7 separate regions of the Mus musculus genome follow, and regions 2, 3, 4, 5, 6 and 7 are each linked to region 1. A link is a loop called in an ENCODE intact Hi-C map of the cell type or tissue named here. Cell type or tissue: left cerebral cortex. All regions are shown on one strand.

What was found. Peaks named below come from ENCODE experiments on the same cell type or tissue, not always from the same donor. Only the 100,000 strongest peaks of a DNase experiment are listed, where the experiment ranks them.
Region 2: it touches region 1 in a loop (5-fold over the local background); 6 of 42 quality-filtered maps call a loop at or near these places.
Region 3: it touches region 1 in a loop (2.0-fold over the local background); 4 of 42 quality-filtered maps call a loop at or near these places.
Region 4: a loop joins it to region 1, with 6 times the contacts of the local background. A loop is called at or near these places in 2 of 42 quality-filtered maps.
Region 5: a loop joins it to region 1, with 2.8 times the contacts of the local background. A loop is called at or near these places in 6 of 42 quality-filtered maps.
Region 6: a loop joins it to region 1, with 2.6 times the contacts of the local background. A loop is called at or near these places in 4 of 42 quality-filtered maps.
Region 7: a loop joins it to region 1, with 9 times the contacts of the local background. A loop is called at or near these places in 4 of 42 quality-filtered maps.

Annotation. Positions count from the first base shown.
Region 1 is chr1:5,016,026-5,020,025 of GRCm38, reverse strand. It overlaps Rgs20 (regulator of G-protein signaling 20), which reads left to right and starts at 487. Exons shown (of 5, transcript NM_021374.5): 1 at 487-715. The coding sequence starts at 647. In left cerebral cortex, CTCF peaks have their summits at 426 and 1,966 (motif pointing left); DNase peaks (open chromatin) are centred at 579, 1,232 and 1,974; H3K4me3 peaks cover 2,304 bases; H3K27ac peaks cover 1,865 bases.
Region 2 is chr1:5,068,859-5,072,858 of GRCm38, reverse strand. It overlaps a transcript of Rgs20 not described here. Among named protein-coding and RNA genes, the nearest start is that of Atp6v1h, 12 kb to the left of the region's middle. In left cerebral cortex, a CTCF peak has its summit at 2,431 (motif pointing right); DNase peaks (open chromatin) are centred at 1,466 and 2,430.
Region 3 is chr1:4,912,311-4,916,310 of GRCm38, reverse strand. Rgs20 (regulator of G-protein signaling 20) reads left to right here. Exons shown (of 5, transcript NM_021374.5): 4 at 3,763-3,997. Among named protein-coding and RNA genes, the nearest start is that of Gm16041, 57 kb to the left of the region's middle. In left cerebral cortex, a CTCF peak has its summit at 1,756 (motif pointing left); no DNase peak of the experiment used is centred here.
Region 4 is chr1:4,806,042-4,810,041 of GRCm38, reverse strand. Lypla1 (lysophospholipase 1) reads right to left here and starts at 2,219. Exons shown (of 9, transcript NM_008866.3): 1 at 2,060-2,219; 2 at 1,556-1,587. The coding sequence starts at 2,128. In left cerebral cortex, no CTCF peak of the experiment used is centred here; a DNase peak (open chromatin) is centred at 2,253; H3K4me3 peaks cover 1,486 bases; H3K27ac peaks cover 1,179 bases.
Region 5 is chr1:5,081,340-5,085,339 of GRCm38, reverse strand. Atp6v1h (ATPase, H+ transporting, lysosomal V1 subunit H) reads right to left here and starts at 2,254. Exons shown (of 14, transcript NM_133826.5): 1 at 2,062-2,254; 2 at 777-923. The coding sequence starts at 889. In left cerebral cortex, a CTCF peak has its summit at 2,030; a DNase peak (open chromatin) is centred at 2,231; H3K4me3 peaks cover 2,000 bases; H3K27ac peaks cover 1,047 bases.
Region 6 is chr1:4,921,460-4,925,459 of GRCm38, reverse strand. Rgs20 (regulator of G-protein signaling 20) reads left to right here. Exons shown (of 5, transcript NM_021374.5): 2 at 1,471-1,613. Among named protein-coding and RNA genes, the nearest start is that of Gm16041, 47 kb to the left of the region's middle. In left cerebral cortex, no CTCF peak of the experiment used is centred here; a DNase peak (open chromatin) is centred at 2,252.
Region 7 is chr1:4,855,959-4,859,958 of GRCm38, reverse strand. Tcea1 (transcription elongation factor A (SII) 1) reads right to left here and starts at 2,265. Exons shown (of 10, transcript NM_011541.4): 1 at 1,983-2,265. The coding sequence starts at 2,045. In left cerebral cortex, no CTCF peak of the experiment used is centred here; DNase peaks (open chromatin) are centred at 1,396, 1,560 and 2,288; H3K4me3 peaks cover 2,259 bases; H3K27ac peaks cover 1,872 bases.

The DNA.
Region 1 (4,000 bases):
GACCACTGTTTAGAGTGGGAGAACAGATCTCTTAGAAAGGCTATACAAAGAGAGTTGGGGGCGGATGTTAGTGGCGCTGAGGTCAAAGGGTTCAGTGGGGATTGTCCAGCAGGGGCGGGCAGTTCACAGGCGCGAGACCCGGGGTACAAAGCACCAGCTCCTCTCGCGACCTTTCCCCGTACCCCCAAGCATCTCTTCATTCACAAGGCCCCAGTACTCATTCACAAACTCTGGATCGCCCCCACCCCACGGCGTCCCCCGCAAGCTAAGGCCAGGGGATAAAGAGAAAGGGCCTTACAGGCACCCTCAAAGCTCGCTCCCGCCGCACCCATTATTTCGTTGCGATTATAAGAGAGGAGCCAGGACCGGGGCTCCGCTCGCCCGATTTGGGACTAGGGAGTACCCCCAGCCTCCGAGTGCTGCGTGCTGCCGCCAGAAGGAGGCGAGCCAGGGGATTGCCCTGCCCCAGGAAAGCGAGCGAGCGCCGGGGCGGAGAGGAGTCAGAGAAGGGAAAGGAGGAGGAAGAGAGAAGAGCTCCGGAGCTTAGACCCAGAAACGCAGGAAAGGGCGGGTGGCAGAGAGCCAGCGCGGGCGGAGTAGGAACCGCTCTGACTAGTGTAAGAAAACTAAGGCACACTCTGGACGCATGCGCACGGCCAACGGAGGCCCGAGGGCCAGAGCTTCCCCTTCGGCTAGCCCAGCGGACCCTGGCCTGGTAAGTACCTGGCGTCCTCCTCGTCTTCCTCTCTGACTCCCTGCCCCCCCCCCCCCCCGAAGCCCTGGACCTGGCAGTAGAAGGAGCTCGAGGAACCTGGGACGCCAGTCTCTCCTTGCCCGGTGGTGCAATCCCTGGCTGGTCATCGCCCTTAGGGTTAGTCAGTTGAGGCGAGTGGGTTGTGAGTTCGGAACATCTCATTGTCTGAGGGAAGGCTCCGAACCATTGTGATCGGTTATTATCAGACCCACCAAGCAGGTGGTCCGGACTCTGAGACTCAGCGAGGGACGAAAAATGCCATTAAGGTCTAAAGTGCACATCAGACATGCCAAGCATTTGGGAGAGCCCAAGCGAGTGGAAGAGTCTCGGCTCTCTCTCAGTTGGGGGAAGGATGCGCCTCGGTCTGAGGACCCGGGGCGGGCAATTTGAGCGCAGGTTGAGGAGGTGACACTCCCGGAACGCACTACCTCCCTTTCAGAGAAGCGCATCACAGGCCGGCTGGCGGAGCTGAGCTTCAAGTAGGCGCTCAGACCGCGCCCGGAGCGCTGCGGGCAGCAACACCAGACAACTGAGTAGACCGAACAGTCACTTAAGGGAGAGAGGGTGGGGATTGTCCTTATCGGGCCTGGGAGCTAGATTTCCCACACTCGGGGGGCTCGGGAGGTTGGAACCCGAGGACGTGCCGAGGCTGCAGCGACTGAAGGTTCGGGTAGGAAGCAGAGAGGCTGCGCGGAGGTGAGCGATGGGGAGTCGGGTCTTTGTATGATGGTGCCCTCAGACTTGGGGAAACTGGGCTGGCAAGGAGCCTAAAGGGAGACAGCTCCCTGGGACAAGGGTGTGCTCTTTCGGAGATCTGTGGCTAACCCCACCTACTGCTTCAGGGGAGTGGGTAAGGGAGAGGCCTCGGAAGCGGCACACGCGGGGGTGGGGTGGGTGTTTGGGGAGACGTTTCAATGCGCTGAAGGATTTCCACACTTAGGGAGTGGGCGACCGAAGGTGGGCGTTGGGGAGGGTACAGGCGCTGCGACCGCGCAGGTCTGAAGGTGTGAAGGTGGAGCGCGGGAGAGGTGGGCTCTCTGGGGCTGGGCTGGGTCAGGATCTTCCTCGAGTCCATAAGCAGCAAGCAAAACCTGGGCAAGAAGAGCTAGCTAGCCACACTCACACAACTGCTGATGGACGTGGGGCTAAAGCGGGCAAGGGGGTTCTGGCCATAGCAACTGCTGCCTCTGCGCCCTCAGGTGGAGAACAGAGCCACAGCGTGAAGAAAGTGGTGGTGCAGGAGGGTTTCTGTCCTGAGAGTGCTGGAAAGGAAATCCTCTCCAGAGACTGTGTTCTAGGCCACCCTCTTGTGGGTTTCCAAGACTTCACAGCCAGATAGCTGGCTGAATGGCCTTGGCGCCCACTCGCCACTGCAGGTTAATACAGCACAATTTCTGGGCTCGTGCTATGTAAAAACTAGTCAAATCGTTGAACAGACAGACGGCTCATGGGTTAAACGAATGTACTCTCAACAACCTGTAGCCTTAGTTCTAGGGGATCCAGTCTCCTCTTCTTGCTTCAGCAGGCACTTGGCATACTTGTAGTGTTCCCACATATATGCAGGCACTCATGCATAGATATAAAATTTGTAAATAAAAAATCTGTTCCTACTGTTATTATATTGATGCAACATGGGCCTAGTGGAGTTCAAAATCTAAAGACATTATGAACATATAAGTATGGATGCATCACTAGCCCCAGCTCTCCCAAGGCTAGGGAAGGAAAATATAGAACTTGAGATCAAGTGAGCTACATATTGTCATTCTTTCTCAAAAAAAAAAAAGGAATATAAAGATCAATAGCATGATGCCTGTTTTCATATGCTATAAACAATATGTTTACACACTAAAAAGGGTTTTGGTATCAAAAGCATGAAGCAGTAAATGTTTTCTCTCAATTCCTAAATTTAAATACAATTCATTTCTCTATCCCTGGACCCTTTGTGGATAAATAAGAGATATTTGCATATAAGCATCTAACATAATTTGAAGAGAACTTTTCTCTTTAAAAAGAGTTGGATTTGGTGAGATGTTACAACAGGTAAAGCACTTAGTGTGCAAGCCTGAGGACCTAAATTTAAATCCAGGCACCCAAAAGCACATGTAAATGTGGAAGGAAAGAACTGACTGCACAAACCTGTCCTCTGACCTCCTTGTGAACCATGTCTTCACCACCCCTCCAATACACCACACACAAAAACAACCAAGCAAACAAACAAGATCCCAATAGTAATGATTAAGTGCTTTAAAGAGTTGGGTTTATGGGGGCTAGATATATATTTCAGTTGATAGAGCACTTGTCTAAATGCACAAAGCCCCAGGTTCCAGCCCCAGCGCTGTGTAAACTTCTGTTGTGTCCATGAAGGTAATCCCAACACACAAGAGGATCGGAAGCTCAAGCCATTCTCCCTCACATAGCAAATTCAGAGCCAGGCTAGGCTACATGAGACCTTGTCTCAGACAATCAGGAAAAGAGTTCCTTTTGTTGACCAAATATACATTTAAAGAATTACACATTAAATCATGGCATTTATAAAATAGCCAATATAAATACTGAAGTGAGGTATTTGATCTTTTATTTAAGAAACATTTTGAAGAATACTAAACAATTCACCCCAAAAGCTATCTATCATATAAAATATAGGATGATTATGATTACTTCTTCGACCTTCTTCATTTTACAAATGAGGAAACATTCAGAGAGTTTAGGATTTCAACTAGTGAGCGGCTGAAGGAAGACTAGAATTCTGGCTCTTTCCTCATAGCTCTGACAAACTACACTGAGAATCTGTGATCCCTTTCACAGCCGTGAGGCTAGGATATGCATAGAAGGATGAAATATACAGTATGTGTTAGCTTCAACACTGAGAAACACAAGGTTTCGTTGCCATGGTACTTGGCATTATAAAGACATGACCACAAAGGTGTTAGGACTAGCAGAGAATTAAGGTCCCATGAGGGGGTGCATTCAGTTGCATATTCTACTAATACCTTTGAGAAATTTTATATTAGAAATCATTTTCAAGCTTCTCTTACATTTTAAAAATCTCTTTCCTGCTTGCCTGAAGGTCATTCCCATGAGAAGGCCTTCTAGGAAAGCTTTTTAAAATCACACAGGTGATTTTTATTCTTTCAAATTTTATGGACTGGCAAGTTAAATAGAAAATCTTGCCTATTTGAATAAAGGAACTTAGCTAGGGATGTCACATTCCAGTTCTTAAAATCTTACTGTATATCTTACTTGAAT
Region 2 (4,000 bases), 53 kb before region 1:
TGAGCATGGCAAACACCGGCCTGAGCATGGCAAACACCGGCCTGAGCATGGCAAACACCGGCCTGAGCATGGCAAACACCGGCCTGAGCATGGCAAACACCGGCCTGAGCATGGCAAACACCGGCCTGAGCATGGCAAACAAACACCGGCCTGAGCATGGCAAACACCGGCCTGAGCATGGCAAACACCGGCCTGAGCATGGCAAACAAACACCGGCCTGAGCATGGCAAACACCGGCCTGAGCATGGCAAACACCGGCCTGAGCATGGCAAACACCGGCCTGAGCATGGCAAACACCGGCCTGAGCATGGCAAACACCGGCCTGAGCATGGCAAACACCGGCCTGAGCATGGCAAACACCGGCCTGAGCATGGCAAACACCGGCCTGAGCATGGCAAACACCGGCCTGAGCATGGCAAACACCGGCCTGAGCATGGCAAACACCGGCCTGAGCATGGCAAACACCGGCCTGAGCATGGCAAACAAACACCGGCCTAAGCATGGCAAACACCGGCCTGAGCATGGCAAACACCGGCCTGAGCATGGCAAACAAACACCGGCCTGAGCATGGCAAACACCGGCCTGAGCATGGCAAACACCGGCCTGAGCATGGCAAACACCGGCCTGAGCATGGCAAACACCGGCCTGAGCATGGCAAACACCGGCCTGAGCATGGCAAACACCGGCCAGAGCATGGCAAACACCGGCCTGAGCATGGCAAACACCGGCCTGAGCATGGCAAACACCGGCCTGAGCATGGCAAACACCGGCCTGAGCATGGCAAACACCGGCCTGAGCATGGCAAACACCGGCCTGAGCATGGCAAACACCGGCCTGAGCATGGCAAACACCGGCCTGAGCATGGCAAACAGCAATGACAGGTTTTGCCTTTTATCTTTCTCACTTAGCTCAACCATTAGATCACATTCCTAAAGCAGCCCACAGTGCCCATTCCCTTAATTGACCAGTGGCTCACTCCTAAAACTGATCATCAAGACCCAACTAACAAAATATCAAGCTCCAGGAATCAAAATTCATTATTTTGACTAACCCATAAGAACTTACCAACATGTCCTAACTCATTCTAACACAGACCTCCCCTTTTCCCTCTTCAAATCAAAACCGGTAAAGTTATTTGCTGCTGTTTCTGTGAGATTCAGATTCGGCCACTCTTTGCCTTGCTTAATAAAGGATCTCTTTGCATTTGTTTTTGTACTTGGAGACTGGTATTTGTGGGTGGTCTGTGCCTAACCCAGGGTCCAGAGGGGAGCACTACATGGTAAAAGGGTCCCTTCAGTCATGAGATGTCAAAACTGTCTGAGGAGAGGATGGAGATTTGAAGCAAACACCTGAAAAACCAAATATGGAAATCCTTTCTTCCTACAACTTCCATTAATAACTTAGCAGTTATGGCCTGTGGGTTGACTATGAAATAGGCTGAGATTAGAAGAGATGTTCTTATATTTCTAAATGTTCCTCTGAGCCACCCACATGAAGTTTCTTTCATAACTCAGTTTGAATTCAAGCCTTGCCTGTTATATGACTATCACATAAAAGCATGTATATATAATATTGTATGTTTGAGCAAAAGCTGGGTTACTGTTCACTGCATGTCTTTACGTCCACAACAACCGAAAACAAGAAGAGCAGGACATAAAAAACATGCAGTGGGGGCTGGCGGGATGGCTCAGTGGTTAAGAGTGCCGACTGCTCTTCCGGAGGTCCCAAGTTCAAATCCCAGCAAACATGGTGGCTCACAACCATCCGTAATGAAATCTGATACCCTCTTCTGGAGTATCTGAAGACAGCTACAGTGTACTTACATATAATAAATAAATAAATCTTTTTTTAAAAATGCAGTTTTGAGAGGAAAGAAATGAGTAGCTTACTTAGAGTTGCAGACAAGAAAAGTACAATGGTGACATTATTAGTCTGACATGATTTAGAATCACATAGATGAACCCCTTGGTATGTCTGAGACAGACATTCTAAATTGGGTTAATTGAAATGGGAAGACCCATCCTACATGTGGCTGATACTATAACATGGCCAGGAGTCAAGGACTAACTAATTTGGCCAAATTCTTTGGACACAGGCAGAATACAGTCAGTTCATTGCCTGCTGTTCTCCAGGAGTTATCCACAGTCAGCAACTTAGGCCTACTTGCTTCCTAGTCTAAATCTTGAGTGCTTCCCTCCCTGTGGGCACAACTCCAGCATTGTTTCACGGAGCTCTGGGGGTTCGATTTCATAAAGGCACAAAGGCATGAGGCAAAATCAGAAGGGTACCATGAACAGATGGGGAGCTGCCTCAAAGGTCCCCTCATATGGCTTTCACTACACATTCATTTGTCATTCCTGAAGCTTGTTCTAACTTGAGACACAGGGCTACAGCCGAGTGACTCACAAAGAAGAAACTTTCTTTACTCACCTTCAGAGGGCAGTCTTGGCATACTCACTCAGTAAGCAGATCTAGCTGGAACAGACCGTTAAGATAGGTGGATAAGCCACTACTGATCCACAGAAGGGATCAGCCTTTGGCTTTGCTTTGAGTAACTTTGCAAGAAGGTCCACAGCAGACTCAGACATGGGCCAGCATTAGAGAGCCAAAGAAAAGAGAGGATCTACAGGTATTGGTAAAACCAGATGACACTATTCCTGTGGGGCATTTGTTAGGAAAGCATGCCCAGCCTTTCCCAAGAAAACCAAGGGTACCTAGAAGAGCATCTTACCAGGCAGGCTGCACAGGCACAGTTGCTGCCCCTCTTCAGAGCAGAGAAAGATTATAATCCCAGTATTGACCAAGACACAGAAGATAAAGAGGGATCCCAAGCCGTGACTGGTGTCAAGGTAAGATGATCTTCACAAGACCCACTGTCTTTGGCAGGGAAAGGATTAATCTGTGAAGAATATTAAGGCAGTAGCCAGTTGTATCATGGTAGATTATTGATGATTTATTAAGAATACTTTTGGAATAATTTACAGGAAACCTAAAAATTTGAAAACTCCCTGGAATCCAGTTTTCTCCATTCTAAACAGCTGTGTTTCACCATTGCTTTTTGAGTGTGTGCTTTGTTTTTAGTGGTTGTGTGGTTTGTTTATTTATTATGCTTTTGTGCTTGAGACTAGAGTCTTGGTTTCAGGCATGCTAAGCAGGCACTTAGTCACTGAGCTACACTCCCATAGTGCTGGCTGTTTGGTTTTAGGTGATATGTTTTTAAAAAGCAGAAAACCTACATACTTAGTTTCTTTAGCTATTGCTATTAATTCTTGAATGTTTTTCTCTGATGTAAATATTTTATGCTAAATAATTGTGGAAGAAAATATAGACTTCTTTCTAAAAATATTGCTATAAAATAATGATAAACTTCTATAGGAACATGAATATTAAAGACCTAAGAGATGCTATTTTAAAATATATAGCTTCCTAAAGTGAGTTTCCCAAGTGTGAGTTTCTGCCATTAGTCAATTTTACTTTCCAGAGTGACATTTCTCCTATTCAGTGTTGTATATTTATTTTCAGAATGTACAGAGTAAGACAGCAAATCCTCTTATCTATTAATAGAAGCATCTCTTAAAAGGTTACTGGTATGGAGAGGCATGGACTTGTGTCTGTGTTAAAGAAGTAATTGGCAAAACTCAGAAATAAATGATGCAAAACCAGAAAACTTGCCCAAGTAAGTTAGCTAGCACTGGGGACTGCAGTTGTTCCTCAGCCACAGCACATCTCCTGATAATGATCATTATGTGGTAGACTCTGCATTTAATTCTCTAGACCTGTCCTTTGATGTTATTTCATCTAATTGGCACAAGCAGAAGAAAGGTTAAAAGAAAATGAAAATGCATTTATTGTGAGTCTTTTTCTGTAGAAATAATTTTAATTTTCTGATGTTTGTGAGCAGATCATGCACTCTGCCACTCCAATCGCTGTCTTCCACTAAGTACAGAGCTGTATCTGATTAGCTGCTCATTCCCGATGTTCTCAGCGTTTCACTGTGTAG
Region 3 (4,000 bases), 100 kb after region 1:
ATAGAAAAGGAGTGGGGCTTGGGGAGGAATTGGCGCGGTTTCACATGATTGGTCCATTTAAACATCAGCAGCCTGTAACATTTAACTTAGGTCAGAGGGGTGGGAGATAGGGAGGTGATGGGCCTGCCCGGGCATGCCCTGGTCTGTTCTGCTATGTTCTCAGCCCCAGGTTTCAAAGCTCAGAAACAACTCTTTGGGCTATTTGACATACATTACATGAATCACAGTTTTATTTCCTTTCAATATGAGTGTTTTGCTTGTATGTATGTATGTACACTATGTGCATGCCTGATGCCTGTGGATACTAAAAAGGGATGTTGGGTTCTCTGATACTGGAATTACAGAAAGTTGTGAGCCACCACGTGTGTGCTTGGAATCAATCTCTAGTGTGCAAATGCAGCCAGTGCTACTAAGTGAGGAGTTATCTCTCTAGCTCCTTTATTCCTGTTCTTGATATTATACCTTTATAACTATACACATTAACAAATATCCAAATAGGTTTGTTCAAATAGTTTTATATGTTAACTGGTTTAGTTTTGCAGATAGAGTAATAGCCCATTCAGGTTATGTAAATTTCCTTCCATCTTTCCCTTATGTGTATTTGCCCAGGTTTTCAAAGTCTGGGAGATACAGCAACACCCCCTGCCCACTTTCCATAGTATATGACTTTCTCAGAAGTAGCAGGTGTCTCACAGATCCCAGGGCACTGTATTCTGTGCCACGGACAAGGTGCAAAAGGCTATATCTCAACCTTCAGCCTTTGATTAATAATGGCCACATTCTATCTTCATTTTGTGTATGTGTAAAGCAGGGTTAATAATAGTTTTTGTAGCTAAGCCAATCAAGGGAAGCAAGACACTTGTAACAGGGCTCTCATGTCCAGTGTAGTTTGGCCTGGCTTTGTTCTAAGTCACATCCAATTAATAAACAGAAAGTGATAAAATACCTGCTTCTTGGTGCAGATGCTCACAAGGCTAAGCAGGTGCTTCTCTGTGGAGTCATAGCCCCAGGCTTATAATAGTCTTTTCTCTGACTGAAGATCTACTCAGGTACTAGGTATTCATACACTTGGTTGTACTTGCTGTCAATCTGCTCAGGTACCAGGTACAATGCACTGACATGCACTTGATGTTATAGGCTGAAATATTAGTTTCTCATACTTAGTTGCATTCACCACATGTGACTCTATTTGTTGTAATTCTTTAGTAAACATAACATTACATTTGTAAGCAGTTTCTCTACACTCCACCCAACAGTTACCTAACAACAGCCAGTTGTGAGCCTGGCTTGCACGGGTATGAGATCTCTCTCTTGCTCTCTCTCTCTCTCTCTCTCTCTCTCTCTCTCTCTCTCTCTCTCTCTCTCTCTCTCTCTCCCTCCCTCCCTCTCCCTCTCCCTCCTTCTCCTCCTCCTCCACACGCCCCTAGCAAGCGTCTTCCCCTCTTTCTCTCTCTCTCTCTTCTCTCTTTCTGTCCTCTGTGCCCCTTCCTTTGCCTCTACCCTTTTCCAGTTCCCTGCTCTGCTTCCTGGTGCCCTTCCCCCAGTAAACTTCCTTTTGTACTAGGCCTGTCACATGGCTTGATTGTTGAGGGGAATACCTTGGCAAGGCCCCCGCTGAGGTGTTCCCTCCTGCCACATTTCAAAGCTGTTTTATAAAACACAACAACATTGCTTCTCAGTATTTAAGAGGGATTAAGTACTTGGTCCACAGCCTCCAAACTGTGAGGCTCAGTGCTGCCTTCTGCTGACTATCCTCTTGCCAGGAGCAACAGGCAAGAGGGAAGGAGCAAAGCCTTGGCAAGCTCTGCTCACCTAGAAGAGTCCCCTTTTTAGATTGTAACTTGTGCTTTGTCAGGACTACTATGGCACTGGAGAAATAATGTTCCTCACTCTTAACTCAGACAGTCTGACCAGAGTCTGCCACGACCCTCTGTTCTACACTAACTTTCTTTCTTTCTTTCTTTCTTTCTTTCTTTCTTTCTTTCTTTCTTTCTTTCTTTCTTTCTTTTTATTCATTTATTATATGTAAGTACACTGTAGCTGTCTTCAGACACTCCAGAAGAGGGAGTCAGATCTCGTTACAAGATGGTTGTGAGCTACCATGTGGTTGCTGGGATTTGAACTCCGGACCTTCGGAAGAGCAGTTGGGTGCTCTTACCCACTGAGCCATCTCACCAGCCCCTACACTAACTTTCTAAATTAATTATCATTAAAAACATGGGTACCCTAAAACATCAGAAAAATTTTATATCACAGTTCCAAGACCAAAAATCCAAGATCCAGAGTGTCGTCAACCCATTTCTTTTTTTTTTATTTTTAATAATTTATTTTTAGATAAACAGATAGATGTTTTGCCTGCATGTTTGTGCACCACATGAGTGCCTGGTGCTCCAGCAGGCCAGAGAGGGTGTTGGATCCTCTTGAAGTGGAGTTATGGATGGTTATAAACCACCATGTAGATACTGGGAATCAAACCCAGGTCTTCTGGAAGAGAAGTCAGTGCTCTTGAACACTAAGCCATCTCTCCAGCCCAAAGAACTATTTCTAAATAAGGTTATACTCTTGGTGTTTAGACTGCTTTTAGGTGACACAATTCAACCAGATAACATTGTATTCAGAATCAACATTGTACCTGTGAGATTTTACAGACCACTTCCACAAAGCAGTTCAAAAGTATATTGTTCCTCGTCTATATGATATCTAAAGAGGCTCCCGTTACCAGCGATACCAAAATCTGTACAAAAGCAGAGAGTGAGACTGGAGTCCTACTCACAGAGCAGGTAAATCTCAGAGACTTAATGAGGAGGAAAAAGCAAGTCACAGAAGACAATGGATTGGTCATTTTATAAAAAACAAAAAAATAAAAAGCAAAAAAAAAAAACCTTTAAAGCCACATAATATATTCTTCAGGGAAACATACACATATGGAACTGTGAAAAGACAAAATATTAGGATCACTATTGTTTAGGCTTTTTCTGATCTCAGCACAGTTAAAACAAAATCAAAGACAGTAAGCCCAAGGTCAAGTCTTGTCTCAGGATGAGTAACATCCCTTCATGAATGATGTTCTAGCCAAGGACACATTCCTAGCTGATCATTTCGTCACCATCCCTCATGACTTGGATTTATATCATGTATATTATTTTCTCTCTTGCAAATATTACATGAACCTTGAGGAATATCTAGTGGACATTACATATTCTGGTAGACCTGTGTGAAGTGTGACTTAGCTCTGTCAAGAATAATTGAGAAGTTTTTGTCAAGTGGTTAAAGGATTTTTCATTTCTGTAGTTTAAAGATATTGTCATGACCCGGGCAGTGGTGGCACATGCCTTTAATCCCAGCACTTGGGAGGCAGAAGCAGGCAGATTTCTGAATTCGAGGCCAGCCTGGTCTACAGAGTGAGTTCCAGGACAGTCAGGGCAACACAGAGAAACCCTGCCTCAGGAAAAAAAAAAAAAAGGTATTGTCAGATGTGCCCAGATGTAAACAAAGTATGGCCATAAGGTTGGTCAAAAAGTCAGTGTGGTGACTGTGGTGCCTCATGCCTTTAACAGCAGCAGAGCCATTAGCAGCAAAGCCATTTGCAGGCATCTATCTTGTGTTTTGACAAAGGCTCAAGGAAGTAAAAACGGTGCTCTCCCTTCCCAAAGAGCCAAATGTTTGAGTGTTTTATATCAGAGATGGAAAGCTATGTGACAAAAGCTGGATCACCACTAGTAACATCTTTGCTTTCTTCCTTTTCGTTTGACAACTGCTCAGCCCCACGCCTACTCTGGAAGAAGTCTGTGCCTGGGCCCAGTCTTTTGATAACCTGATGGTCACTCCAGCCGGAAGAAATGCATTCCGGGAATTTCTTCGAACAGAATTCAGTGAAGAAAACATGCTCTTCTGGATGGCCTGTGAAGAACTGAAAAGGGAAGCTAATAAAAGCACTATTGAGGAGAAAGCAAGGATAATCTATGAGGACTATATTTCTATTCTCTCTCCTAAAGAGGTG
Region 4 (4,000 bases), 210 kb after region 1:
AGTTTCATTGTAAAAGTTTGACAGTCTTATATAACACAAGTTTCAGCCAGATAATCACTCAATTAAACCTGAATTCAATGAATTCAATCCCCGGGGACCCATGTGATGGGAGGAGAAAACGAACTCCTCTAAAGTGTCCACACACACACACACACACACACACACACACACACACACAAAACAAATGTAGTTAAAAACAAAACAAAACAAAACCTAGCCATCACCTAATACCATATTACCTGGCATAATCTCCAAAGTTAGGAAAGTGAGTGAGATATGGTTAGTACCTGAAAGGGACAATTAGTCTAGTCCAATGTCTCCATTCATTCATTCATTCATAAGCAAGATCTCACTGTTGCCCCATCAGTCTCAAACTCTAGGGGGTCAAGAAAACTGCCTGTCTCAACCTCCTGAGTATTTAGCAACGGGCGTTAATAACTCACTGAAAAAAATCACTTAATGTCTTGGCTATTTTATAAAAATTTACTTTTTTAAAATCAAGTTCTGCCAGGCGTGATGGCGCACGCCTTTAATCCCAGCACTCGGGAGGCAGAGGCAGGCGGATTTCTGAGTTCGAGGCCAGCCTGGTCTACAAAGTGAGTTCCAGGACAGCCAGGGCTACACAGAGAAACCCTGTCTCGAAAAACCAAAAAAAAAAAAAAAACAAACAAACAAACAAACAAAAAAAAAAATAAAATCAAGTTCTAAAAATTTAACCTTTATATTTATTTTATGTGTACAAATGCTTTGCCTGCATGTATGCCTATACACCACATATATGCGACTCCTGTGGAGCCCAGAAAAGGGGTCAGATCTGTTGAGACTGGAGTTACAGCGAGCTGGAAGCCACTAAGTGGGTGCTTGGAACTGAACCCGCAGGCTGGTTAAGTGCAGCCTATGCCCTGAACCATTAAACCATCTCCCCAGTTTCATTGTAAAAGTTTGACAATCTTATACAACACAAGTTTCAGCCAGATAATCACTCAATTAAACAGAAGGCAACCCAAGGATTAATAACAGAAAATCCTAAGCTAAAGTTAGTGCTGCATAGTCCGGTCAGGGACTGGTGAAGTGTCCACACGGCACACACTGACCTCAAGTTTCTTCTCCAGAACCACAAAAGCAAAATGGGTTTGATAAGCCACCAAATTAATCTTTGAGCTGTGGCCCCACCTTCTTTGATTTTTCTCTTTTAAGGGATCATCTGCACTCTGATCTGGGACTTATGCTTCATGTTATTGCTATTTCTCTCAACAGAATCAACCGGTCTTTCTCAACCTGCTCCAAAACTGCACACTGCCTTTGCAAACATTCCACTCCTCTGGTATCCAATTCACATCCAAAGAGCAGTTAACAATTTTAACATGTTCCAGAGACAATCTCAAAGACGAGAAACTCAAGATAAGGGGGAAATTGTGGGTGTTTGTAAGCAGAAAAGCTGATCTCCTTGAGAAAATACTTGTTCCTACAATGTCAGCCTTCTTCAGCATACAACCCTTTGACCAGTAAGTAGCTGCACGACCCCATCTCCTTAGGTACTAACAATGGCACCTACCCTGTATCTCCCAATCCGTGAAGGAAAATAACCTAAAAGAGAATAAGACAAAATAAGCACACACTGGACTGTTACAGATTTTGTTAAGTTATAAAACCCAATGAAGGACCTAAAAACTTACAACAGAACACTATTCCACAAGCTATTTAATTTCTATACCCCTTCGTTTTAGCACTCAGAGGTCTCACACAGTCGGATAAAAGACAGCTGTCTCTAAAGTCAAGTCACGAAAGTCGAATTTTTTTCATCACAAAAGTTTCCGGGAGCAAAAGTTAATCTGAGCTCCTGCGGCAGGACAGACACTCCCGCTGCAGGTCGGCTGTTTCAGCACTGGACCTCGGAATTTGCTTCAGGGGTGGGGGTGAGAGTGCTAGGCAGGCAGGCGGCGCCCCGCCGGCTCCGATTCCCCGCCCGACCCCGGAGAGCCCGCGGGGCGGCGCGGACGCATCCACGCGCGGCGGCCTGGGTCTCGCTGGTGCCCCAGGCCCGGGCGCCGCCACTCACCGCGGCGGTGGCCTTCCGGGCGGCCGGCACAACGGCGGGCATCGGAGCGGACATGTTGTTGCCGCACATCCACCGGCTGGCGGACAGTGCGTCGGAAGCGGAAGGGAACTCGGGCTCCCGGCAGCCGAAAGTCCCAGCCCGCCCCTCCGGGCGCGCGCTCAGGCGCGTGCGCGCCCCCGCGCCGCCCTGCACTGTTCCTCGCGTTCGGCCCCGAGCTCGCGCCCCGATTCGGCCGCGCGTGCGCGTCATAGTGAGCCTTCCCGCACCGCGCTGGAGCAGTGCGGGCCGCTGCTAACCTCTCGCTGTCCATCCACGCCCGCAGTGCCTGGACCAGCGGCAGGTAGCAGGGACCGCTGCTGGGACCGCGGCTAGGCGGGGCGAGCTCTTGCTGTGGTCCCCTGCGCGCTTGACGCGTGACTCCCGATTTCACTTCCCCAGGCAGGTCAACGTTATTAACTAAAGGACAGGTATTCATTGAAATATAGCCGTTTTGAACACGGGGCAAAATCGCCACCCTTCTGCACAGCGCTGAATTTATTGCATATATAGTATGTATAACTGGGGAACGGTTCATGGCAAACATTTAAGGTCAAAATGTCATGACCTTCAGAAGTCTGCAATTCAGTGAGGAAACCAAATATACAGTTTTGACTGGAAAGGAGTTTGTGAACTAAGACTTAAAGACTAAAAGACTTAATTAAATTACACAGGAAAATCTAGGTCCTGAGAGATTTTGGAGTCTTATTCAAAACGGTTTTAAATCAGTCTTGCCCTTAAATATTGAAAAGTTTAAACATTCTCAAAAATGTTAAATTGATAACCCTCCCCCAAAATGGTAGTAATGTGATTCACAAGGCTTATGCCTCTATATATTTTTTGCTTTTTCGATACATGGTTTCTCTGTGTAGCCTTGGTTGTCCTGGAACTCACATTGCAGACCAGGCAGGCCTCAAACTCCTAACTCTACCTCCTGAGTGTGTTTGCCACCACACCCAGCAATGCCACTATATTTAAGTCAAACTGTTAGGTCTTTTCTTTGTGACTTTAAAAGAAAACACAACTGTCTTTAGCTCTCATTATGAACATAAAATGATCCAAGTCACTGTTAAGTAAGTTTCTCTATGATGAAATATGTAGAATTCCAGGAGCTACCATTATCTCACTAGAGAGGACAAGAATACATCAAGTTGGGGTGCCTGTCATCTGTGTCTTTTCCTATCTCAAAATCTCCAGTTCCTGCAATTTTTCTGGAGTTTTACATCCTCCAATGAGCTTGTTTCTTCTGTTCTGAATGGTTTCTTTCTTCCCTGGGTAAGGGAATGAAGTAAATATAAAATTTAGAAAAAAAATAGTTAATTATTCAGATCATGTGATTGTACAAAAGAAAAAGTAAGCCCAGTGGTGGTGGCGCACGCTTTTAATTCCAGCAGAGGCAGGTGGATTTCTGAGTTCCAGGCCAGCCTGGTCTACAGAGTGAGTTCCAGGACAGCCAGAGCTACACAGAGAAACCCTGCCTCGAAAAACCAAAAAGCCAAAAAAAAAAAAAAAAAGAAAAGAAAAAGAAAAGAAAAGAAAGAAAGAAAGAAAGAAAGAAAGAAAGAAGAGTAAAGTGACCAACAAGAAAATTCATCAGTATAGCCCATACTAGGTCAGTATACCCATAGAAAACTGTTGAGAGTCCAAGAGTCTTCCACAAACTACACAAACACCAATCTCAGTCAGTCAGGGGTGGATTATTGAATGTACACCCTAAGACTGATCGATCAGGGCTGTAGCTCAGATTTTAGAGGCTGACGCTATGACTACGAATATCTTTCTCTGTCAGCTTATAAGAAACACACACACACACAAGCTCATACACAGGTGCAAGAAGTGCTGCCCAGTGGTCAGCGCCAACTCAAGCCATTTTAGACAGAACAGTTCATATTGACCTTTGATTTG
Region 5 (4,000 bases), 65 kb before region 1:
CAATTGAAGGATCTTCTGATGGTGGAATCAGCTACCCTTTTTTGTACACTCATAAGCCTATCTTCCTATCATCATAGCTAACAATAAAGGTCTGTTTTGATACTATGAGTTCCTTTTGAAATGCTATTCTATATAACCTTTGTATAGGCAAGACAAAAAATAAGCAACAGATTTCTTAACTGATTTTTCAATGTGCATATTCAAATCTGACCCTCAGTAACCCAGTTATAAATATGCCAAAATAAAGTCATATGAAATAAAATGATGAAATATTACTAAGAATAAATGCGGGCTGACGAAATGGTGGGGGGGTGGGGGGAGGGTGAATGCACCTGCCACTCAAGCCTGACAACCTCACTTTCATCCCCAGTGCCAGAGAACCAGTCCTCCCATAGGTTATTCTCTGATTTGCAAAGGCATGGCATGCAGAACACACATGGTGTATACAATCATCTGTTACTCCAGTTCCAGGGTATCTGAGACCCTCTTCTCAGCTCTGAGGGCACTCGCATTCAGGTGCCACACATACATACATGCAGGCAAAAACAGTCATACACACAGTATAAAATAAAATAACTGCTATGAACTGTTCTATTTTCCCAAGTGGTTCCTACCATATCTGTCACACTCCCTAAGACAGCTAGCTATGGAGAGAAGGAAATGTTAAAATTAATTTATTAGCATTTTTCCAGTATTTCTCTCATAGAAGCATGACCATGAAAAAGCCTGATGGAAAAGCACATGACATCCATGACTCACAACAAACCAGTACGCACTGAAGATAAGACTGCCAGTTCACTTTGTTGGCACGAACTTCAGCAGCCTTGGCCGCAATGATGTTAGTTGGGACAGCAGCATCCACAGCACCTCGAATGTCCATCTTGGTCATCTAAACTTTATGACTTTGAATGTTTCCCACAGACCTTCAAGATAAAAACAGGATAGCAGCCATTTAATTTTTTGAACTACAAGTATTAATATAACCATATTGATTTCACTTAGCTTGAATATTAAATATCCTAGGTCTGAAAAGCATTACCGTATTTCAAATTCTGTCTACCACCCCATAAAAGGCTTTCTATTGACTTGTTCTTTTTCCAGGGAAGAGTTTTTAATTCTTAGCCTCAATAAACACTGAGACGTTTAAAATGACCACTTAAGAGACTGACAGCAAAATCAGAACTAAACTGAATATTAAGCCAATCTCTTTGACCACCTTAGTGCAATCATACCCAGTGCTTAGAATACATTAAAAATAACCCAGAAGTCCACTACTTTAAATCTATTCAATCACGTTCTAATCTCTTCTACAAAAAATAAAATTAAAAAAGGGTCAATTATGGTATTTATGGGCATCTATTATGCTTCGATTTGCAAAGACACTATATTAATTCCTTTCTTTAAAATTACTGATTCAAAATAAAATACACTAAGAGGTGTGGTATACCAGGACCTTCTTTTCAAACAGAAATTGACAAACATTTCCAAAATCAATATTGAAAGAAATTTCTGAAACAACGTATGTCCAACCAACAATAGGAGTCTATTCTGACAAGAAAAATATACAATAATGTGCTACTAAAAAAAAAAAAAAAAATTCCCAGTCCTCAACGTAATAGATAAGTTACATCTCATTCTACTACGATGCAAAAACCATTCCCAAAACGTACGTTCTTACCTACGAGCAAAAGGAGGTTTAAAAATAAAATCATACCCAAATTCTATTCCGCGTTGCCGAAGTGCTTAGTCAGTGTGGAACTTAGATTTCTCTTTGTGGGAACTCGCTGCCTGAACAAGCAAGGTCGGCGCAGACTGCGGGTCCCAGGTAAAACCGGCTCCATCCGGGCAAGGCTGGCACCAAAGGCACAGCGCAGCCTTCCCGGGCGGCCCGACCCCCGCGGCTCTCCCGGCCCGGCCCGGCCCGGCCCAGGCCTGCCCACCCCCGCGCTCTCTGCTTCCCTCCGAGGGGAGGAAGGCCCTGCGGCTCCGCAGACCCTGGCGCGGCCGGCAGGGAAACCAGTCGGCTCTCCGGAGCCGGGGAGGGACCCCAGGCGGCCTCACCTGGATAGCCTCGGGGAGTGAGGGCCGCACGGGCGGGCAGGCGCCGGTCGAGCTCCGAGGTCTCAGTGGCCACGGGAGACCCAGAGCAGAACGAAGGCGACTCCGTGGGAGACGTTGCGAGCCTCACTCAGAGGAAGCCGGAACAGCTACGAAGTGACAGCAGCGTCTGGCACGTGAGCAGCCGCACGTGACCGCAGCTGAGGGCGGAAGCCGAGAGCGCCCAAAACTGCTGGACCGCGCACCAAATGGCCTTTCCCAGGCCACTTAACTTGGTCACTTCAAACTGGCAGAGCTCGCCACCCTGCAGGCCACTGGTGCCAAAAAGCCAAAAATCTTTGAAGAAGCTTGGTTTATGACCTTTGAGTGGTTTGGGTTTGTTTGAATTAAACATCTCAGCGGGCCAGGCATTCATACTCCGATTTTAAGCATAAGACTCAGACTGAGAAATGAATCATAGACCCATGGTATAAGTATATGTAGACCCACCAGTAATACATGTCTCAGAAAAAGTTATTCATTGTTTACCTAACTTCATTTTTCTCTAGGCTTATATGATGAACAGAGACAGTCTATGAATTTAGAGCTTTATTGTAGGAAGATAAAGAGAAAAAGAGAAGATAAAAGAAAGAGAGGGGCCGGCCATAGCCAAGTGGAGAGAGGGGGAAGGGAGAGAAGGAGGGCTAGAGAGGAGTAAGAAAGGTGAGAGCTTAAGAGAGAGAGGAGGTCCCAAGCAGCCCCTTTTATAGTTGGCTGGGCAATCTTTTAATTTTTAATATTTTTATTAGGTATTTTCCTCATTTACATTTCCAGTGCTATCCCAAAAGTCCCCCATACCCTCCCCCCCCCCACTCCCTTACCCACCCTCTCCCACTTTTTGGCCCTGGCGTTCCCCTGTACTGGGGCATATAAAGTTTGCCTTTATATGGGCCTCTCTTTGCAGTGATGGCCGACTAGGCCATCTTTTGATACATATGCAGCTAGAGTCAAGAGCTCCGGGATATTGGTTAGTTCATAATGTTGATCCACCTATAGGGTTGCAGATCCCTTTAGCTCCATTGTGTAGATGTACCACATTTTCTGTATCCATTCCTCTGTTGAGGGGCATCTGGGTTCTTTCCAGCTTCTGGCTATTATAAATAAGGCTGCTATGAACATGGTGGAGCATGTGTCCTTCTTACCAGTTGGGGCATCTTCTGGATATATGCCCAGGAGAGGTATTGCTGGATCCTCCGGTAGTACTATGTCCAATTTTCTGAGGAACCACCAGACTGATCTCCAGAGTGGTTGTACAAGCCTGCAATCCCACCAACAATGGAGGAGTGTTCCTCTTTCTCCACATCCACGACAGCATCTGCTGTCATCTGAATTTTTGATCTTAGCCATTCTGACTGGTGTGAGGTGGAATCTCAGGGTTGTTTTGATTTGCATTTCCCTGATGATTAAGGATGTTGAACATTTTTTCAGGTGCTTCTCTGCCATTCGGTATTCCTCAGGTGAGAATTCTTTGTTCAGCTCTGAGCCCCATTTTTTAATGGGGTTATTTGATTTTCTGAAGTCCACCTTCTTAAGTTCTTTATATATGTTGGATATTAGTCCCCTATCTGATTTAGGATAGGTAAAGATCCTTTCCCAATCTGTTGGTGGTCTCTTTGTCTTATTGACGGTGTCTTTTGCCTTGCAGAAACTTTGGAGTTTCATTAGGTCCCATTTGTCAATTCTCAATCTTACAGCACAAGCCATTGCTGTTCTGTTTTTCCCCTGTGCCCATATCTTCAAGGCTTTTCCCCACTTTCTCCTCTATAAGTTTCAGTCTCTCTGGTTTTATGTGAAGTTCTTTGATCCATTTAGATTTGACCTTAGTACAAGGAGATAAGTATGGATCTATTCGCATTCTTCTACATGATAACAACCAGTTGTGCCAGCACCAATTGTTGAAAAT
Region 6 (4,000 bases), 95 kb after region 1:
TATCCCGGGGACATTTGAGAATCTTTCTGTCTGGAAGCCATCTCTCAGTAGTGCCCATAGAACATGATAGAGAATTGGCAAATATCTCTGCCTCTTCCTCTGACACAGAAGGCTACACGGGCTGCGAACCTTGACCTGCTTAGTCTAGCCTAAGGTATTATGGAGCAGCATCTGGGTGTTGTGAACATAAAGGGTCAGGAAGCTGTTTGCTAGTTCTCTTTTGCTATCCTAAAGCTTACATGCTAAGCTATTTAAAAGAAACCCAGATGCCATTCTTCATAAATAAGGCTTAAGCAGGAGAAGCACATGAGTTCAGGGCCAGCCTGACCAACATAGCAAGACCTTATTTATGAATGAATGAATGAATGAATCCAATTGCACATAGGATATCACACTCAAAGGAATAAACAAATCTAGTACTTAATTCTAAAGTCCTATTTAAGGTGTGTGTGTGTGTGTATGTATGTGTGTGTGTGCGTTAGCTTTCAATTAGTGCCATCAAGAATGGAATGATAGGCCGGGTGGTGGTGGCACACGCCTTTAATCCCAGCACTCGGGAGGCAAAGACAGGCAGATTTCTGAGTTCGAGGCCAGCCTGGTCTACAAAGTGAGTTCCAGGAGCTACACAGAGAAACCCAGTCTCAAAAAACCAAAAAAAAAAAAAAAAAGAAAGAAAAGAATGGAATGATAGTTATCAAAAGCACAGTTCTCCTTTTTTGTGCTGCTTGCATGCCCACATGTCCCTTGCACTTCTAATCTTCAACAAGAAAGCCCAGGCTGAATGTCATAAATCTTTTAGATGGCTTTGGACCGGTCTCTCGAAGGACTATCCAGGCCCAGGCTGGCTCTAGGTCTGGCTTCCTGGGAAATACTAAGCAATTGCTACATAGTAAGCAGTGTTCTTAGTGCTACTCTGATGGAAGAAAGGTAGAGTTTTTATCAAACACCACATACCTGCAGAATAAGCTAATAGGATGCCTGGATCTGGCTGTAGACCTGAGCCACATACCACCACCTCCTCTGAGAGTTCTTGAGGGGACCTGTTTAGTGTGGCTGTGGCTGATCATTTTGGCATAGATTATATCCATCCATCTCTATGCTCAGACTCCTGGGCAGTGTGGTTGTACTGTTCCTTGTAACTTCGCTGCTGTGGTTCAGTCCAGAGAGATCCTGAAGGCTGGGAAACGCTTCTGTGGTCATAACTTAGCGGTGACCTTTGTATACTCATTTTCTCCCTTAGTAAACTACCTAAGGCAAGCCTGTTCTCCATTTTGTTCCTGGAACTTCACACCCTGTTCCATTAACTCTGGTGAATAAAGTATCATCAGAGTCAAAGCACTTTTCACCAGTTTGCAAAAATGGACTGGGTGTTATCACGCTGTGTCTTCTCTGTGAGCCAAACAGACGAAACCCTGGGTTTAAGACACAAGAGCACTACATTCGGGTCTAACTAGTCGTTTTCTTTTGCAGCCTGAGGGATCTGAGCGGACGGAAATGCGGATGCGGCAGATGTGCGGCGGAAGTGAGACCCAGGGCCCTGCCCCAAGCCAGCAGGGTGGCCGGGGCTCCAACGCCTGCTGCTTCTGTTGGTGCTGCTGCTGCACCTGTTCTTGGTAAACTTGGCAGCCTTTGACTCAGGTGCTGCTTGGGAGGGCCTTTGAGTGCAGCCTGTTATGATACATCCAGCAAGCCTAGGCTGCTCTCAGAACTTTTGTTTGTGGTCAAAGAGGACATTGAACTCCTGATACAGATTCCCCCACACTAAGTCTTTATTCCCCACATATTAAAAGCACGTGCCATGTTTGGCCTGAAAATATGCTTTAAACAGCTACTGGGTGCCTGCAAAAGACATCAGTACATATACATGTAGCAAATGGCTACATCGAATTGTTGAGAAAGTTATCCACACTTCACACAAGGCTAGCATAGATTAACAACTAGAGAACATGTAAAACAGTTATGAGCATATGTTAACATTTGGGTAGAAACACTGCATAGATGGCTAAAAAGGCCTTATTTTATCTAATGTCGTTGTGGAGGATTAAAGATGGATCTTTGAAATAAGGGCTTTGAAGCCTAGATTTTTAACAGCTTTTGCTTTCACGTTGCTAATTTTGGTTTTTGATAAAGATAAATGACAAACTATGTACTTAAAATAGAGACAGAAATTTTGAAAACATATAGTCCGCTTTGCTTAGTAAAGAGAAATCCAGAAGGATGGATGTGAGAGACACACAGGCTTGAGTGTAAGCTTAGGCTTAGTGCCAGCCAAACTTGGTATCACTTAGAAATTTCAAGTCTATCATGGTCCTTACTGTATGTAGGTTGCGTCGCTCACATGTGATGTGTGCATGTGGGCTTGTGTGGCATAGCCCATGTGTAGAAGTCAGAAAAAAACCCCTGGTGTTGATTCTCTCCTTCCACAGTTACATGGGTTCCAGGGATCAAACTAAGGTTCCAGAATAAGAGCCTTCACCCACTGGTATCCAAATATAGAAGATATATATGTATATTCATTATATGTGTATTATATACAAATCTACCTTGAAATGAAAAGAAAGGCTAGACAGGGTGTATAAAATTATTATCCCAGCTACTTGGAAGGCTGAGGCAGGAGGTTTGACTGAGCCCCTGAATTCAAGAGATGGAGGCTAGCCTTGGGCAACATATCAAGTCCTCATCTTATTTATTTATTTTTTATTTTATGAGCATTGGTGTTTTGCCTGCATGTATGTCTGAAGGTTCCAGATCTCTGGAATTGGAGCTACAGACAGGTGTGACCTGCTGTGTGGTTGCTGGCAATTAAACCCAAGTCCACTGGAAGAGCAGCTGTGCTCTGAACCACTGAGCCAAGTCTCCAGCCTCTCAAGTCCTCAGCTTGGAAACCAAATAACTTAAGACTCAAGATAAATTCCAAGTGGTTTAAAGGCCGAGAAGAAAATGCAACACTTTGATACTGAAAAGGATTCTCTCTCTCTCTCTCTCTCTCTCTCTCTCTCTCTCTCTCTCTCTCTCTCTCCCCCTCCCTCCCTCCCTCCCTCCCTCCCTCCCTCCCTCCCTCATATTATATCCAAACTGCAGCTCTTTCCCTCCTTTCCTTCTAGTCCTCTCTGGCCCTCACCTCCATTTCCATTCAGAAAAGGGCAGCCCTCCCATGGATATCAAACAATCATGGCATATCACACTAAATAAGATGACCCAGCAAGAGGACAAGAGTCCCAAAAGCAAGCAAAAGAGTCAGAGACAGCCCCTGCTTCACTGAGTCCTACAAGAAGGCCATGCTACACAGCCATAACATATGTGCAGAGGGCCTAGGTCCGCCCCATGCAGGTGAAAGACCTCCGTGGGGATACCCCCACCCGAGTCACGAGATAGTGCACACCCAAAGAATCACGAGAGACCGTCTTGATGCAAACACACAAGGTAGTTTAATGACAGACCTCCAGGCCGACACATATCTCACGCAGAAGACAGAGGTGTCAACCACGAGGCTCAAAAGTTAGGGGTTTATATAGGAAAAGAGTGGGGGTAGGGGAAGAATTGGCGCAGCTTCACACAATTGGACAGTTTAAACATCAGCAAATTGTACGTGCAGATGGAGGTAACAGCAGAGCATCTAGTTAACATTTAACCCATGTCAGAAGGGCAGGAGATAGGGAGGCGCGTGGCCAGTCCGGATGTCCTGGTATGTCTTCCCTATCTTTTATGGCTAGTCAGTTCCTGGAATGACTTGACAGCAACAGCCTTTGTTCTTTGCTCTAGGCCCAAAAAGCCCTCCTAACTAGCAAGCCGCATGAGTCATGGACCTTGAATTTTAATTTTCTTTCACAGGCTCCTGACTGTAGGTTCAGATTCTGTGAGCTCCTATTGGCCCAGATTAGTTGATTTTGTGGGGTTTCTTGTGGTGTTCTTGCCCCTTTGGCTCCTACAATAGAAAAGAGTTATTTTCTTAAAATAAAAACAATAGCCATAATGAAAAAAAAAATTCTCTGGGGCTAGA
Region 7 (4,000 bases), 160 kb after region 1:
TACGTAAGGAGAATCACAAGAGTTCCAGGTCAGACTGGGCTACATAGCAAGATGCCATATTTAAAACAAAAACAAAAAAAAGAAAAAATAGGGATTGGGGGTGGGCATGGCAGTGGCCTGAAGACTTTAATCTCAGCACTCAGGAGCCAGATCTCTGGGAGTTTAAGGCCAGCCTGGTCTACAGAGTAAGGTCCTAGTTAAGCAGGACATTATGACATGCAGTCTCAAAAAGAGAGAGAGAGAGAGTGTTTGGGGGAGGAGGGGAGTCCAAGAAATGGTTCAATAGGTAAAGGCTTAACAAGTGAGTTCAGTGCTAGGCCAATAATGCCAGCACTCAGGAAGCAGAGGAAGAAGGATTTGAGTTTGAGGCTAGCCTAATATACAGAGCAAGTTCCAGGAGAGCAAGGGCAACACAAAGAAATCCTCAAGTTGTCCTCTGACCTAGTTGTGTACACACACACACCCACACACAGGTTTTTAAATTTTAGATTTTTTTGTTTGTTTGGTTGGGCGGTTTTTTTTTTTTTTTTTTTTTTTTTTTTTTTGAGACTCTGTATAGTCCTGGCTGTCCTGGAACTCACTCTGTAGACCAGGCTGGCCTCGAACTCAGAAATCCGCCTACCTCTGCCTCCCAAATGCTGGGATTAAAGGCGTGCAGCACCAATGCCTGGCCCAAGAATTTATTGAGTATCATTTTGATCTTTCTTTGCATTTCATCAGCCTGTTTGAATTTCAGGACTGGAAAATGAAAGAAAAAGCAATTAAAAAAAAAAACAGCTTTGTCTTCTTTTTCAAGACAAATTTTCATCTTAGTTATGGTTTTGCACTACCAGAAATCAGATTTGAGAATGACTTGAAGTCTGTCTTGATGTATTTGGGAAAATAAGTTACGAAGTTAATGACTTTTTTCTTCTTGCGAGTTTCCTCTGTGGCAATCTGGGAACCTTCAGCCAGAGAGAGGTTTCCCAATTTAAAAAAAAAAAAAATGTTTAACCTATCATATAACCAGAACTCATCACCTGCATCAAGTAATGAAATAGCTCAATCAGTAAGAAAGAAAAACAACACAGGCTAATATCTGGAACAGAAAACAAACAGGAAATATTTGAAAGGACCAAAATCGTACATACGGATTAACGGGGCATGAAATTAAATGCGGGTCAACACACCTGTTTAAGAAAGAGGAACCGGGGGCGTCTGAAAGTCTTACATTATTTGGTATTAACACTAAATCCTAAGCTGGCAGCGAGTGGAAAGTCAGCGAGCTCCTAGCTCAAGCAAAACTACACAGTATTTAAGCGACAGCACTTTAGCTCTGACTCAGTTTCTTGACTCATAAAAAGAATTCTGCAGAGGCGCGTAACTCTAAAGCACTCACTGCACAAACGTTTAGCATCTCTGCACGGCTTTTACTTCACAAATGGCAAAAGTCTCTGGTGTTTTGATAATGCAAACCTGCTGCGTCTGGAAGAAGAGATTCAAGTGAAGCTGGCTGGAGAGGTCAAGTGTGGAAGCAAAGGGATGGAAAGTGGTACACACCGAGGGACACATCCACACAGACCAATCAAGGAACAGAGGATGTCATCCGTCCCGCTGCAGCCTCAGCACCATACCCGCGGAGCAGCAGCAGCCGGCTGCCCGGCACATCGCACGCAGGCCGACTTGCCAAGGGGCGGCGTATTTTCTGTTTGTGATTACCAAGTGGGTGTAAGGCAGAGCTGGGATAAACACACTTTACGGCCCGTCTGCAACTGACCGCGGCACCCAGCGAAGCCGCTCTGGGGTAACCGGCGGCGGCCACCGTACATTCTCTCAGCCCAGCGTCGAGGGCTTCAGTCCTGGGCTCACTGCGGCCGTGGGCAGCACGGACCTGAAAGCCCGGAGGGCGCGCGGCGCGGCCCGGCCCGGCCCGGCCCTGACTGACTCCGCGTGGGCCGGTGTCGCGGACTCGGCCGCGGCCTGCCCCGGGCCCGCCCGCTTACCGCATTCTTTTTCTGCACCATTTTGTCCATCTTCTTGGCAATGCGAACCACCTCGTCCTCCATGGCTCCGGAAGGCCTCCCCTCGCCCGGCCACAGCGGACGGGAAGCGAGAGAAGCTGCGCGGACGTTGGACAAGCCGCGAAGCCGCTGGCCTAGGCCTTCCTCACAGACCCGGCCCGCGGCGGCAGGGATAAGCGCTCCGCCCCCTAGGCCGTGCCAGTCAAGCACCGCGCGCGCCACACAGGCACTACGAATCGATCGCAGGAGACTGGAAAGTAGAAGTGGCTCGCTCAGGCGTGCGCTGTTCTTTTAATCTATTCCCGCCCCCAGCAGTCTGGAACTTCCGGCCCTATCCGGACTCGCGTTGCTGGCGAGCTGGAGTTGGACGGAGTCCGGCTTTCACGCCAGAGGGATCAGGCAGTAGGCGGTAGGTTGCTACGAGTTCCATCGAAACCCCTCCGGCAGAGCGTTCTCTGGGACGCAGGACAGGCATTGCCGAGGGCTTAAAGCGCATGAGCACTGAGGCTCACTCTTGGACTCAGATATTCAAACCATCTAGCCTGCTGATGAAAACCGACTAAAAAGACGACGGCCTTGAGAATTGTGACTTAAAAAAAGCCACGGTAAAAAAATGACATGTATAGTGTCTGGGATTGTTTTTACTTTGTTCCATGTGTTGAAAGTTAATAAATCAGGAGCCAATGAACATTACAGACTTTTAAGACTCAAAATATCTTCTTTCCAATGAAAAAAGTTAACTAAAACACATGTCGTGTCAAATTAAACATTTGTCACCAAGCATGATAGAAGGCCGTGGCATATAACTAATGTGCATTTTCACACTTTAAACTTAAGATCAAATAAAGTATAGCTCCCCAGGGTAACAGTGAATTCCACTTTGACTAATCAGTTTCTATTGAAAGTAAATGGTTCAGTACCATTTTTCACCCATAACTCATGCTTTTCATTTATTTTCTTTGTCCTTTTCCTTCAATTTCCTTGTGAGGTAATAAAGAGGAGACAATCACCAGGCAGTGGTGCCCCACGCCTTTGATCTCAGCACTTGGGAGGCAGAGGCAGGCGGATTTCTGAGTTCGAGGCCAGTCTGGTCTACAAAGTGAGTTCCAGGACAGCCAGAGCTACACAGAGAAACCCTGTCTCGAAAAACCGGAAAAAAAAAAAAAAAAAAAAAAAAAAGAGGGGACAACATTTTCTCATTTGCAGATGAGAAAGTGGGTCTGTGTCCAGTTAAACCATTTACTACCAATTCACACTATGCATAACAGCATTTCAAAGTTAATTACCATTAACCAAAATTTACCACTTAAGATTCTCTCTATACTAAGATAAAGCCCTTTATGGTTCAAGATATCTATCTGGTCTCCACTGCCTTGAGACAGGGTCTCTCCCTGAATTAGAAGTTTGAAGTCAGCTAGGCTGACTGGCCAGCAAATTCCCCAATCGGCCTCTCTTAGACTCCCAAGCATTGTGGTTGCAGGAATGCACATCTATGCCCAGCTTTTTTCTGCAGGTGCTGGGAATTCCATCTCAGAACCCCAGGCACTCATGCTTGGAAAACAAGTACTCCTGTCCACTTAGCCATCTCCCCAGCCTCAAGTTAAGTTTTAAGTGTTGTAAGAGAAACAAAGTTTACCATTTTAGCTTTTTGTTTTTAGACAGGGTCTTTTGTAGCCTATGCTTGCCTTAGTTATCTATGAAGCCCAAGTTATCCATAAAATCCTGCTAGGATTGCAGGCGAGCACCACCATATCCAGTTTAACTGATTTCAAGTACGAGGTGTTTACAGAACCACACGTGCTGTACATTATGACCCCTGACAGTTTCCAAGCTTTCCATCATTTATCATCAGGAACATAGAGCGGAAGAGCTGTTATTACTCTGAGCTCAGTTGTGCCTGCTTGGGAAGTTCATCATAGAGCTTGTTGACTGTTGAAGTTCATAGAGGTAGGCCTGGAGGATCACTAGACCTCACCCACATATCCAGCCATCCCTTCCAA